Linked DNA regions of Mus musculus: region 1 is linked to region 2. Evidence: chromatin loops called from intact Hi-C (ENCODE). Cell type or tissue: heart. All regions are shown on one strand. Each heading gives the region's core, and the rest is flanking DNA. Links, peaks and the distances in the headings are about the cores only.

Region 1 (5,372 bases), core at 305-5,304, 55 kb after region 2:
CGCCTCCAGTTCCTAGTTCTTTATTCTGTGAGATACTGTCTGCTGCATCATGGCTTTCCTTCAGAGTGGACCGAAGGGGCCTGTGCTTACTCTCTGGCTTCCCTCTCCACCTGGCTCAGATCTGTTCTCTGAACGGTCCTTTCTCAGGGTTTCCTCTAACAATCGTGTCCAGGTGGCAAAGTATTCACTTTTTACTTCTCTGTAATTGTTTTACTTAATTCAAAGAAGACCAGGCAAAGAGTCCTGGGACAATAAAGAGGAACAGTGAAGGTTGAGGGGACCCAAGAGAGTAACCATGCACTAGCAATTCCCATGTGACCTTGAGGCTCCCAGTTTTACCTGGCCCTGTGGCTCAGTCCCGCATCCAGCCAGCTCATCATGTGACTGGCCAGGTGACCCACTTGGATGTGAGTGTGTTGCCTGGCCTTATCACCTCAGAGGTCAGGAGGCTCTTGGTGAGACCCACAGGCTCAGCGCTGCTTCTGTGCCCAGCTGCCCTTCTGTCCTGGCTGTCAGATCTCCCTGCTCTGAACTGTCTTTCTGACCCATGCTTAATGTTTGAGTCGCTAGTGTTTGGAATGCAGGAGAGGTGCTTCTCTTTACAGGGCTCTTTAGTGGATCAGTGGGGACCAGTGTCTGGGCTCATGCCTTGTTAATATCCTGTAGGACTGGCATGTCCCTAATCAAGAAAATCTAAAAGCTGTCAAATGGCAAGAGGGAAGTTAGGCTTGGTGCGCTAGTGTTGATTCCTTGCAGTGATAGTAAACTTGAAAGTGGCAGATACCATTTCCAGTCTGCTGTTGAGGGCCAGAACATATGGTTGAGTAACCAAGTGGTCAGATTTCTGTTTATTGGATCATTTGTTAACATGTTTGACTTTTGACCAAAAGAAACATTAAAACATAATGTTTCTGGTTACAGTTCATATCTTCTTATCTTTTCTCCGGAGAGTTGTAGAACAGAATGTTAGCCTTATGGACAGTATGTGAGAGAGACACAGGGAGACAATGCTCATGTGGGGGAGTGGGGTGAGTTACAAGGGAACCTTAGGTACAGCAACAATCCAGAGCTGAGAAGTGACAGCTTCTGGCACCTGTAAGTTGTCACACATGAGTTATTCACATAACTTCACTGTTACAAAGTGCTTGCTCATCTTGGAGGTAACTGTTGATTCTTTAGTGTCAGCATACATTTTAAATACCAGTATGTTTTCTAAGCTATATACAGAAGGCCCTATTTTTCCTTGATTCTGAGATGTAAATACTTCTATCCTTCAATGTCTGTGAACAGGCAGTGTATAATGGGTGCATGCCTGGATTTTATTGAATGTGGTAAACAGAGCAGCACTCGACTCCACTCTCTCCATACAGTGTCTCCGACCTTGTTAGCTGCTTCAGGGTTTATAGTGTGTGTGTGGGGGGGGGAGTGGGGGCTGTGTTTCTGTGTGGAGGATAGAGGAGGCTGTTCAGTGTCCTGCTGGGCTTATTCACTAGAGCATGTAGTGACTAGTAATCCTCCTACCTCTGTCCCCACAGTGCCAGGGTTGCAGTTGCGCACAGCCACGACAGCTGCTTCTGTGACTGCTAGAGATGTACGCTCAGGTTCACATACTTGCTCAGCGAGTGTTCTTAGGCACTAAGCCATCTTCCCAGCCACTACACTATATTCTGTTTATAAAGACAGTGGTGCTTATCTGTATGGGCATTTTGCCTGTATGTATGTCTGTCCACCACATGCATGCTTGGTGCCTACAGAGACCAGAAGAGGGTGTCATGTCCCCTGGAGTTCCAAGTGGGCTCTCAGACTTGAACCCATGACAGGTCTTCTGCCGATGCTCTTAACCTCTGGGCCATTTCTCTAGCCCTGTAATAATTTATTTTCAACTTATTATAGTCTATCACCAACATTATATACCATTTCTCATATAGGAAAATAATATTGTTTCTCCTGTTTTTGTTATCTGTCTTGTTTTAGTGTTTCTGAGACAAGGTCTCATTCTGAAGCTCTGACTGGCCTTGAACTTGGGGTTCTCTTGACTCAGCCCTGAGCTGTTTGCAGGTGTTAGCTAGGTTAAGAATGTCAGAACAATGTGATTTGATTTTCTCTTCCAAGTCTTGTGTTCTTGTTCATGCCTACTAAAGCAGTGCACCGTTTGCTTTTGGTCCCGACAGCAGCACCAAATCTTTTAAGAGCCTTGCATCAAGGTTGAGAACCTTTGCTCACGCTGCTCCTCTGAGCACTGGACACTGTTTTGTAGAGATAAAGATTTTTCATTTGGTAGTCCACAGCTGGCTGCCTGCAGATCTGCTACCAATGAATTATTTTAAAATTTTATTGTCTGAAAAGTAGCTGGTTTCACCTTTTCTGAAAGTTATTTTGCAAGGTTTGGAATTTTGTCCACTTTCTCCTTCATTTCGGACAAAGTCAAGGCCAGGTTTAGTTGCCCACCCTGGCTGGCAGCAGACTCTAGCAGCAGGCTATGGTGCTTTGATTTGCAAATCTTCATTTGAAGGAGGCAGGTACCTGAGAAAGCAAGGCCTGGTCCTGGTCATGACTTTGTTGTGACTCTTCTCTGAAGCTGTGCCAGCAGCAGAAACACGGGACTTCCTGCCTTCCTTCCCTACTGTTTTACCTTGTGAAAGCATTTGTTTGCTCTCTAGAATTTGGACCAAACTGAAACTGTACCTGCTGTCCTGCATCTAGCCTGTGCTGTGCTGCTAGGGCTCTCTGCTGTCATGGAAGTTATGTTCTGTATGGCTCCTCATTATGTGAGCACAGAACTCAGGCCTGCCTCCATGTAGAATAAGACGAGAAACAGCAAACACTACAGCCCACATCCAGAATCCAGATGTTACCACCCTTTCCCCACTCGGAATGAAGTGTGAGTCACACACCAGTCAGAGCTGTTCACTTTGGAACCGTTCACCCTGGAAATCAGGAAGGCATTATTTGTTCTCATACCACACCTGTTGACATGAGAACGCTGTATGGCAAATGGTTTATGTGAGCTATGCTTGCAGTGAGCAGCAGAGTTCAGACTTGCTGAGTAGATCTTGAACTGGCAGACTGTAAAGGCTCCTGGTGTTTGGAGCTGGGCTCTTCTATGTAGTGGCTGTCAAGCTGCCCTGTTCTGCTCCTGATAACAAAGCTGGCGGTTCTTTCAGCATCTCCTTCTGCAAACCATAGCACTATAAACACTTCAGTTTCTGGAAAGAGTCATCAAAGGATCCTCTTCTTTTAAGGCATCTTAAAAGTATATAGATCCTGTCCATCCCCAGTGAGAACACGCAGGACGGACAGGGTGGGCATGCTCAGGGAGTGCCTCCCCTCTGCTTCTCTTCCTCCACTGCTTGCGATCACGAGGAAGTGTTTCTCACTCTGTATTCACTGCTGCGGCCTTTGGGTAGGATATGGTGAAAATGTTATGAGTTGAGGAATTGCCAACTTTTGCCTAGCCACCAACCTAAAAACTTTATAAAGAAATTAAGACTGTATGAGTTCAAGACCAACCTGGTTAATTTAGCAAGACTGTCTCAAAATAAAGAAAGGGTTTGGAATGTAGCTCAGTTACCTGGCATGTGCAAGGCTCCCTATTCCGACACAAAAGGGATCAAAGCTGGGCTGGGATAGAGTTCTGTGGTAGGTGACAGCGTCACATGCACAGGACCACACAAATACCCAGCATCACAAACAAAGGGGAAGAAGAGGAGGAAAGGAGAGAAGAAAAGAGGAAGGAATGGCAAGAGGATTAAATCCCCAGAGACTTATTTAGTAATATCGAGGAAGCTTTACCACAGTTAGAGGAGTGCTTCTCCTCTAATGGACGGATGTTTGACAATTTTCTGAGTAGTATGACACTCTCAGGGATGGTGACAGTAAAATAAGTTACAGGAAGTAGAGGGATGCACAAACGCCCAGTCATCACAGCAAATGTGCACAACAAAAGCAGCCTAACCGCCAGCTGGGGCTATCTGTGGCCACTACCAGCAAGAGTGCAGAGACGCCTGAGAAGGCCGTGTCAACAGTCTCTATTCCATAGGGTGTAGTGGAAATCATGAAGTTGCAGCAGGCCTCCAGATCTGACTTCTAAGGGATGGGAGCAACATTCTGCGCTCTAGCAGAGATCTATGTAAGCCAGCAGTGCTTGCAGGAACCACCCGTCTATTGCTCTTCACTGCACTGCCTTTAGTCTGACTTTAAGCTGATGCTACTCAGGAGAAGCAGTGACGTATCAGATGACCATCAGGTACACCCTTCACCCGTGCTGAAAGCTCAACTCACAGAAAATGGCTTCACAGCCCTCCACAGTGAAGCTGTCACTCGGGATTCTCATAAAAGAAAGCACGCCTTCTGTTGAGTACTTCTTGCAAAATGGAAACGCCCAAATGTTAAAGACTGTGCTGGGTGGACAGCTTTGCCTTTTTTCTTACTTGAACTTGGAGGAAATATTTTTCATTAAGACAACTTTACTTCTCCTAAGCCAAGACACTTAAAGTGACAAAGCAGAGCCCAGGATGTCAGAAGCGAGTCCAAGCTTTGTATGGACTTTGCTGGGCAAGGACCGGCCCGCTGCTGGGGAGGGTCTGCAGCGTTAGTGAGCCTTCCCCAGCATCACATGCCATTCCACTCTTCACATGGCAGCTGAGCATGTGAAGGGGCCTGCAGAGAGATGCCAGGTGTAGTACCAAACAGTGCTTGCCACGTTCATGATGCATCCTGGCACCTGACAGCATGACAGTGTGGAAAGGTGTAGTAGTGACAGAGGAAATGCAGGGATTGGTCCAGGGATAGTGGATCATGTTCTTTTATCCTTTGCATTAGTGCTGTATTACACAACCCAGCCCTGTTAGTCTCTCTAATGTGTGGAAGAGTGTCCCGTTTCCTGCCAGATACCTCAAAAGATGTTACGGGAAGAGATGCTACTAGCTGTTTGAGTCAAAAGAGGGTTTTTTTGGGGGGGGGGCTTTTTATTATGAGAAATTTTAATTTCTTTTCTTTTCTTTCTTTTTCTCCTCTTCCACCTTAGTCCAGGAGACAGTCTCACAGTGTAGCCTTGGAGCTTAATATGAAAACCAGGCTGCTATTGAGCTTACAGAGATCCACCTGCTGGAGTCTCCTGAGTGCTGGGATTAAAGGCATGCCCCACATACCTGGCCTAGAAATCTCAAACTTGGAATGTAGAACTGATAACCAATCAAATGATTCTGTAATTTTTAGCTTACTCAATTTTTTTCTGAAGTCTTTGATAGTAAAATTTAGATCTAATAGCCTTATACCACAAAATAATTGGTTATAAATCTCTAGAAAATAAGGATATTTCCTATATAACTGCAACAATTATCCTACCTGACAAAAATTATATTTTTAAAATT
Region 2 (5,372 bases), core at 200-5,199:
GTTAAGGAGAAGTTACTGGAAACGAGACATACGGAATGAGAAAATCGAGCCATAGATTTGGAACAGGGGAGTACTGAGTCCGTCTGCCCAGCCCTGGGCTGTGCCCACGGGAAATTGAATTCAGAGCTCCTACTGCATCATAAATCCAGGGCAGCTGGCAGCAAGCCAAGGGAGACTAACGCTCAACTGCACGGGCATCTGACGCCAGACTGGCCAACCCCTGTACTAATGCTTTCTGAGAGCCGAGCCCCAGCTGTGCCGGACTGGGGTTAGGGTTCAACAGCATCACTATATTCATTTACCAACCTAATACTTTGTTAATTCTAAAATGCATCCAATCCGCAGGAAAAATGAGACTCCATTATTATTATACACCCAAAAGATAAAAGGCTGGAATTACCCTAACATTCTGAGGGTAAAGAAGGGAGGAGGTGGGGGTGGGGAGAGTCTTCTCATGGGCTCGTTTTCAGATGATGATGATGATGACTTCAGACAGAGACTCACTAGGTAGCCCTGGCTAACTTGGAACTCACTAAGCAGACTAAACCCACTAAGATTCTGTTGAGATTGGCTTGCTGTGGTCAAAGGTATTCGCCACCGCACCCAGTTTTTATTATTTTTAAAATAAACACTTAAAAAAAGATTTATTTAGCTGGGCATGGTGGCTCATCCTTTTAGCTCCAGCATTCAGGAGTCAAAGGCAGGAAGATCTCTGAGTTCAAGGTCAGCCTGGTCTACAGAGAAAGAGTTCCATGACATTGATGGCTATGCAGAGAAACCCTATCTCAAAAAGTTTTTTTAAAATTTTATTTTGTGTGTATCAGTGTTTTGCCCGCACATATATGTGTGCACTACAAGCATGCCTGATGTGGGTGGAGGTAAGAGTGTGCCAGATAACCGTCATATGAGTGCAGGTGCCCTTGGAGGCCGGAAGTATTGGATCCTTTTTGTAGTCATAGTTACAAGGGTTCTGTGGGTGCTGAGAACCAAACTCTGATTCTCTTCAAGAGCAGCGAGTGCTCTTAACAACAGAACTACATCCCCACACAATTATTACTGTGTGTATGTCATGTGTGGACGCCCACGCATGCTGCGGTCACAGTAAAACTTTATAGTCAGTTCTTTCCTTCTGCCTTTAAGTGGGGGCCACTTGAGCCAATCATCAGCCTTCCTTTTCAGATAGTTTCTCACTCCCTACTCTATGCATTTGCGAGTCGCAGCCCTTAGCCATCAGGTTTTGTAGAGCAGGGCGTCCTCGTGCTCCTGATAGACCCGGCTTCCTCTCCAGGATGCTCTAGAGGGGCAGACAGGAGGTTCGAGGGAGAGTGCTGCGCTGCAGGATCCAAGTCTCCTAGCTAAGCAGCTACTGCAGCTACTGCAAGGCCGGGCGGAGTCTGGTGGGCGGGACCGCTCGGCGTCTAGGCTCCGCCCACACCGACAGGGGAGGCGTGGTTTTGTGTCACGTGATGGCGCCGGAGCAGTGAGGCTCCGCCCGGCCCTCCGTGGAGGCCCGGCCGCGACCCGGGCCGCGCTCGCTGAGGAGCTCTCCGGTTCTCCCCGCGACCACTTCTCTTAGTCCCGGCGTTCAGCCCAGTCGCTCCCGCCGGCTCCGGGCTCGCCGGCTGGCGGGGAGTGGCCTCAAAATGGACGAAGGCGGTGGCGGTGAGGGCGGCAGCGGTGAGTGATGGAGGTGTGGCCGGCTCTCTGGGCGGCCCTGAGGCCGAGGGTCGCGCTGTTGAGAGCCCAGGCTTGAGACGTGGGGCCGGGTGTCGGGTGGGGTGGCGGCGACCGTGGGGAGGTGCGCGGGGTAAGGCGGGGACTCGGGCTTCGCTGCCCTGGTGAGAGGACATGTCGGAGACCGCGGGGTCGTCGCCCAGCGCGGTCGCGGGTCGCGGGTTCGAGGCCGGGGTCTCCGCAGCACAGCTCCAGGTCGCCTTTCTGAGATGGGGCCACTCTGCGGGGCGACCTTCCCAGCGTCTCATTGCCAAGGGCGTCCACGCCCTCCCTAGCCCAGCTGTTTCGGACGGGCCCCTCTCCTTTTCAGCTCTCCTCAGGTGTCTGGAGCTTGGGAGCTCCTGGATGGGGAGGGGAAAGTTTTCAATTTGGAGGACTCGGAGGGCCCGGAGGGTGGGGTGGATCGGTCGGGGGAGAGGAGGAAGGTTGGAAGTCATGACCACGTCTCTGATTTTTAGATCAGAAGTACTCATTGGGAATGGCTTAAAGGACATGAGGGGCAGGCAGCTCCAGTCCAGGTCTGAGTATGCATTTTTTTATCAAATAGAAAAGAAAAAATGCTACAGAGAAGGGGTCGGGTGTAAAAATAAAAAGGGGGCCAAATAGCACAAATGATAGAATCATTGTCTAGCATGCCCAGGACGCTGAGTTTGATCCCCAACACCACCAAATGGAAAATATAATTAAGAAATTAAAGGGGTCAGGTGGGATTCCTTTAAAGCCGAGGGTGGGATGCGGGAGCCACAGCAGCGAGACTGTTAGACTCCTGGACAGGTGCCTGTGACAGACACCCTTCCAGAGGTGGGCTATCAGTTCTCCGTGTTGCTCAGGCTGTATGTATGTGCCTGACTTTGAGTTCCACCCTGCTGCAAATGAGCCGGTTGCAAATTACTCAACGGAGTACAGATTCCTGTTGTGTCATTTCATGAATTTGGTTTCCCAAAACATCAAGAGTCACCGTTTGTGGAGTGGGACTTTACTTGAAGTAAGCAAAGGGTTAATAATGTACCCGTCATTTTTTACCCAAACACCCCAAGTTGAAGCTGTCTGGACTTTGAGGAACGATCTTCCTTTTTTGCTGACAGAATGATCAGAATCCCATGTAATAAGGGAGTGTTTAGGGGGAAAAAGAAGTCTTAATTACAGGCTGCTGGAGCAGCTGCCTGTAAGAATCAGCAGTATTGAAGACTTCCTCGTGAAGTGGTTAATCAAGGTGCCTTCTAGAATTCCAGAGCTTCTCAGATTTTTTTTTTTCTTCCCTGTGAAAGAGACGAAGTGGCTGGGCTGTAGGAAGTTGGCACTCCTCGTGGCATTTGCCAAGTTCAGTTCTCATAGTAAAAGCCAGGGGTAGCACAGTGGCATCGAGTGGGTGTTTTGTTTATGAAAAGAAAGAACCCAGTTGCAAACCCTCCTACATACCGGCTGCCGGTCTGGAGGCACTGGGTCCCTGAGGATGCCTTGCCTTTCGCCTATAGCACAGTCTGACATTGTCGTTTAGAAAAAAAGACAGTGGCAATTTGACATTGGGATCTAGGAAGCTAGCTGAGCTGGCGATTGCTCTGCAGGTGCTACACAGTCTGTTGAGTCAACACGTGGCTGAGCTGAAGGTAAAAGCAGATACAGTGGGGAAAACTTAGAAACCAGTGTGTTTCAGCAGTTCATAGAATTTAGAAGTATAGTAAAGGTCAATATTAAAGTGTCAAAAAGGCTTAAAGCTATCTCTGGACTATCAATATCTCTGGGTATATCAATATACCAGAGGATGTTAAAATTAAAAAAGATGTTATATTCAATGATACTGTATTCCATGGTAAAAAGTTTAAAAATGAGAAACAGTAACGGCTGTCAGGTAAGATTACTTCAGGGAGACATTACAAGTAATGCGGACAGCTGGAGTTGACTCTTGGGGAGCCACATGGGAACTGACGCCCACAGTTGTCTTCTGACCTCCTTAGGCAAGCAGCAACAAGCTTGTGCACACACACAATCTTAAAAAGTAACCAAGAATAAGCAGTTATTTTGTACATTCTGGTCTAAACAGTGTAAAGACTGCTATCATTATGGATTTTTCTTGAATAATAACACATGCTTTCAAATTTGAAAAAAAAAACCCTCAGCTTATGAAAGATGTGGATATTCTAAACATACAGGGTGATTTAATTCACCTTCCTGGAACATTTGACAATGAAGAGATTTATTGATTTTTTTTTTTCTACTGAAATGCCAGACAGTGTGCTATATGATAGGAAACAGCTTTTTAATTTTTATTGATTTAGCTTATCAAAAAAAATCTTTCCTCCTCACATTATGGAAAGATACTTAGGGATGCTTTTGGCAGTCTTAGAGCTTCGAACCCAGTGAAAATCTCTCACAACTTAAACATGTGAGTTACTGTATACTTACTGTGTGAACTTGGTGGCCTCTGTGTGACCCTTTATCTGTGGAGATTTGAAGTTCACATAGAGTTCTTGTAGTTATCCCATTTCCATTTTCAAAACAGCTGCTTTGCTTAGAGAAAAGATTTTGTTTTGTTCTGTTTTGTTTTTGTTGGCCCTTTGATAAAACTGTTGCAGTTGCAGGCAGTTACAAAGCATAGCATTATTTGGCATATCATTAGAGTATAGGAGAGCCTTTAATCTACATCTGGGACCCCTGTTTCAGCTTTCTTAGAAGATTAAAAAAAAAAAAAAGCTAAATTTATTCAAATAGACCAAAAGTGATTGGAAAGATTTTCTTTATTGTTACTGTGTTGATCAGGCAAAAAGGACTTCAGAAATTGTAGTTTTTATAACTGAACTTTTTGTCCAGGCTTGAATTATTTGTTCTTTGCCGTGTGCGATAAGGAAAGGATGGCGCAGGAATGGCTGGAGGGCGGTTACCAGGAGGAACGAGTGGGGGTACAAGATTACAGGAACACATTGTTCCTTGTAGTGTGTGCAGAGTGTAGTTAAGGTGTTTTCCCTTCCAGAGTATCTAGCACAGTTCTTGAACTAGGCCTCTACTGGCTAGTTTGGCCTTGTACCGTTGCCAGATGCATGTTTCTGAATGTGCCGCTGGGACCGATGAGGTGATGGGTCTGACTTGTACCCGCTGCAGCTCCCGTCTGTGTGGGTGCAGGCGCAGTTTGTGCTCAGGCGCTCTGAAGTTCAGGGAACTCAATAACCAGGAAAGCAAAGCTGGGTTGAGAGCACCACTTTGACCTATCAGTCAAGTGCTAAGCCTGAAGTTCGAAAACACTGTTGGTAAGGCCTTTAGCCTTTGCCGGCGGCACTGCAAATTAGTCACAGCTCTCAGGAAGGGTTAATGTACCCTGCCTGGGTCCTGTTGGCTCAGATCTGTTTCTTGCTCTTGCCTTGGGGAGGGACCGTGACCTGCAGGTGTATTTCCCAGACATTCTGTGAGTGGTCTTGCCGGCTGGGTTTGGCCAGTGGGAGCTACTGGGGAGTTTGGAAGCTGAAGGAAGGAGAACCTAGGTTCTCGGGTAAGGTTCTTGCCCCAGGCCGCGTCTCTGCAGCTGCTCCTCCTTTATTCTTGCTCCTGCTCCTGCCACAGGGTCTCTGCTTCTAACTCCTGGCTTTCCTAAGCTCCGAGCTCTGGAAATGCCTTCTGTCTTCAAACTCCCAACAGAAGGGAGATCT

The links. Peaks named below come from ENCODE experiments on the same cell type or tissue, not always from the same donor. Only the 100,000 strongest peaks of a DNase experiment are listed, where the experiment ranks them.
Region 1: a loop joins it to region 2, with 2.2 times the contacts of the local background. A loop is called at or near these places in 8 of 42 quality-filtered maps.

The regions. Positions count from the first base shown.
Region 1 is chr5:143,675,984-143,681,355 of GRCm38, forward strand. All of the region lies in intron 1 of Cyth3 (cytohesin 3), which reads left to right. Among named protein-coding and RNA genes, the nearest start is that of Usp42, 54 kb to the right of the region's middle. In heart, for the core only: a CTCF peak has its summit at 2,806; DNase peaks (open chromatin) are centred at 518 and 2,822.
Region 2 is chr5:143,620,997-143,626,368 of GRCm38, forward strand. Cyth3 (cytohesin 3) reads left to right here and starts at 1,451. Exons shown (of 13, transcript NM_011182.4): 1 at 1,451-1,677. The coding sequence starts at 1,644. In heart, for the core only: a CTCF peak has its summit at 3,057; DNase peaks (open chromatin) are centred at 1,435, 2,525, 3,145 and 4,735; H3K4me3 peaks cover 2,592 bases; H3K27ac peaks cover 1,975 bases.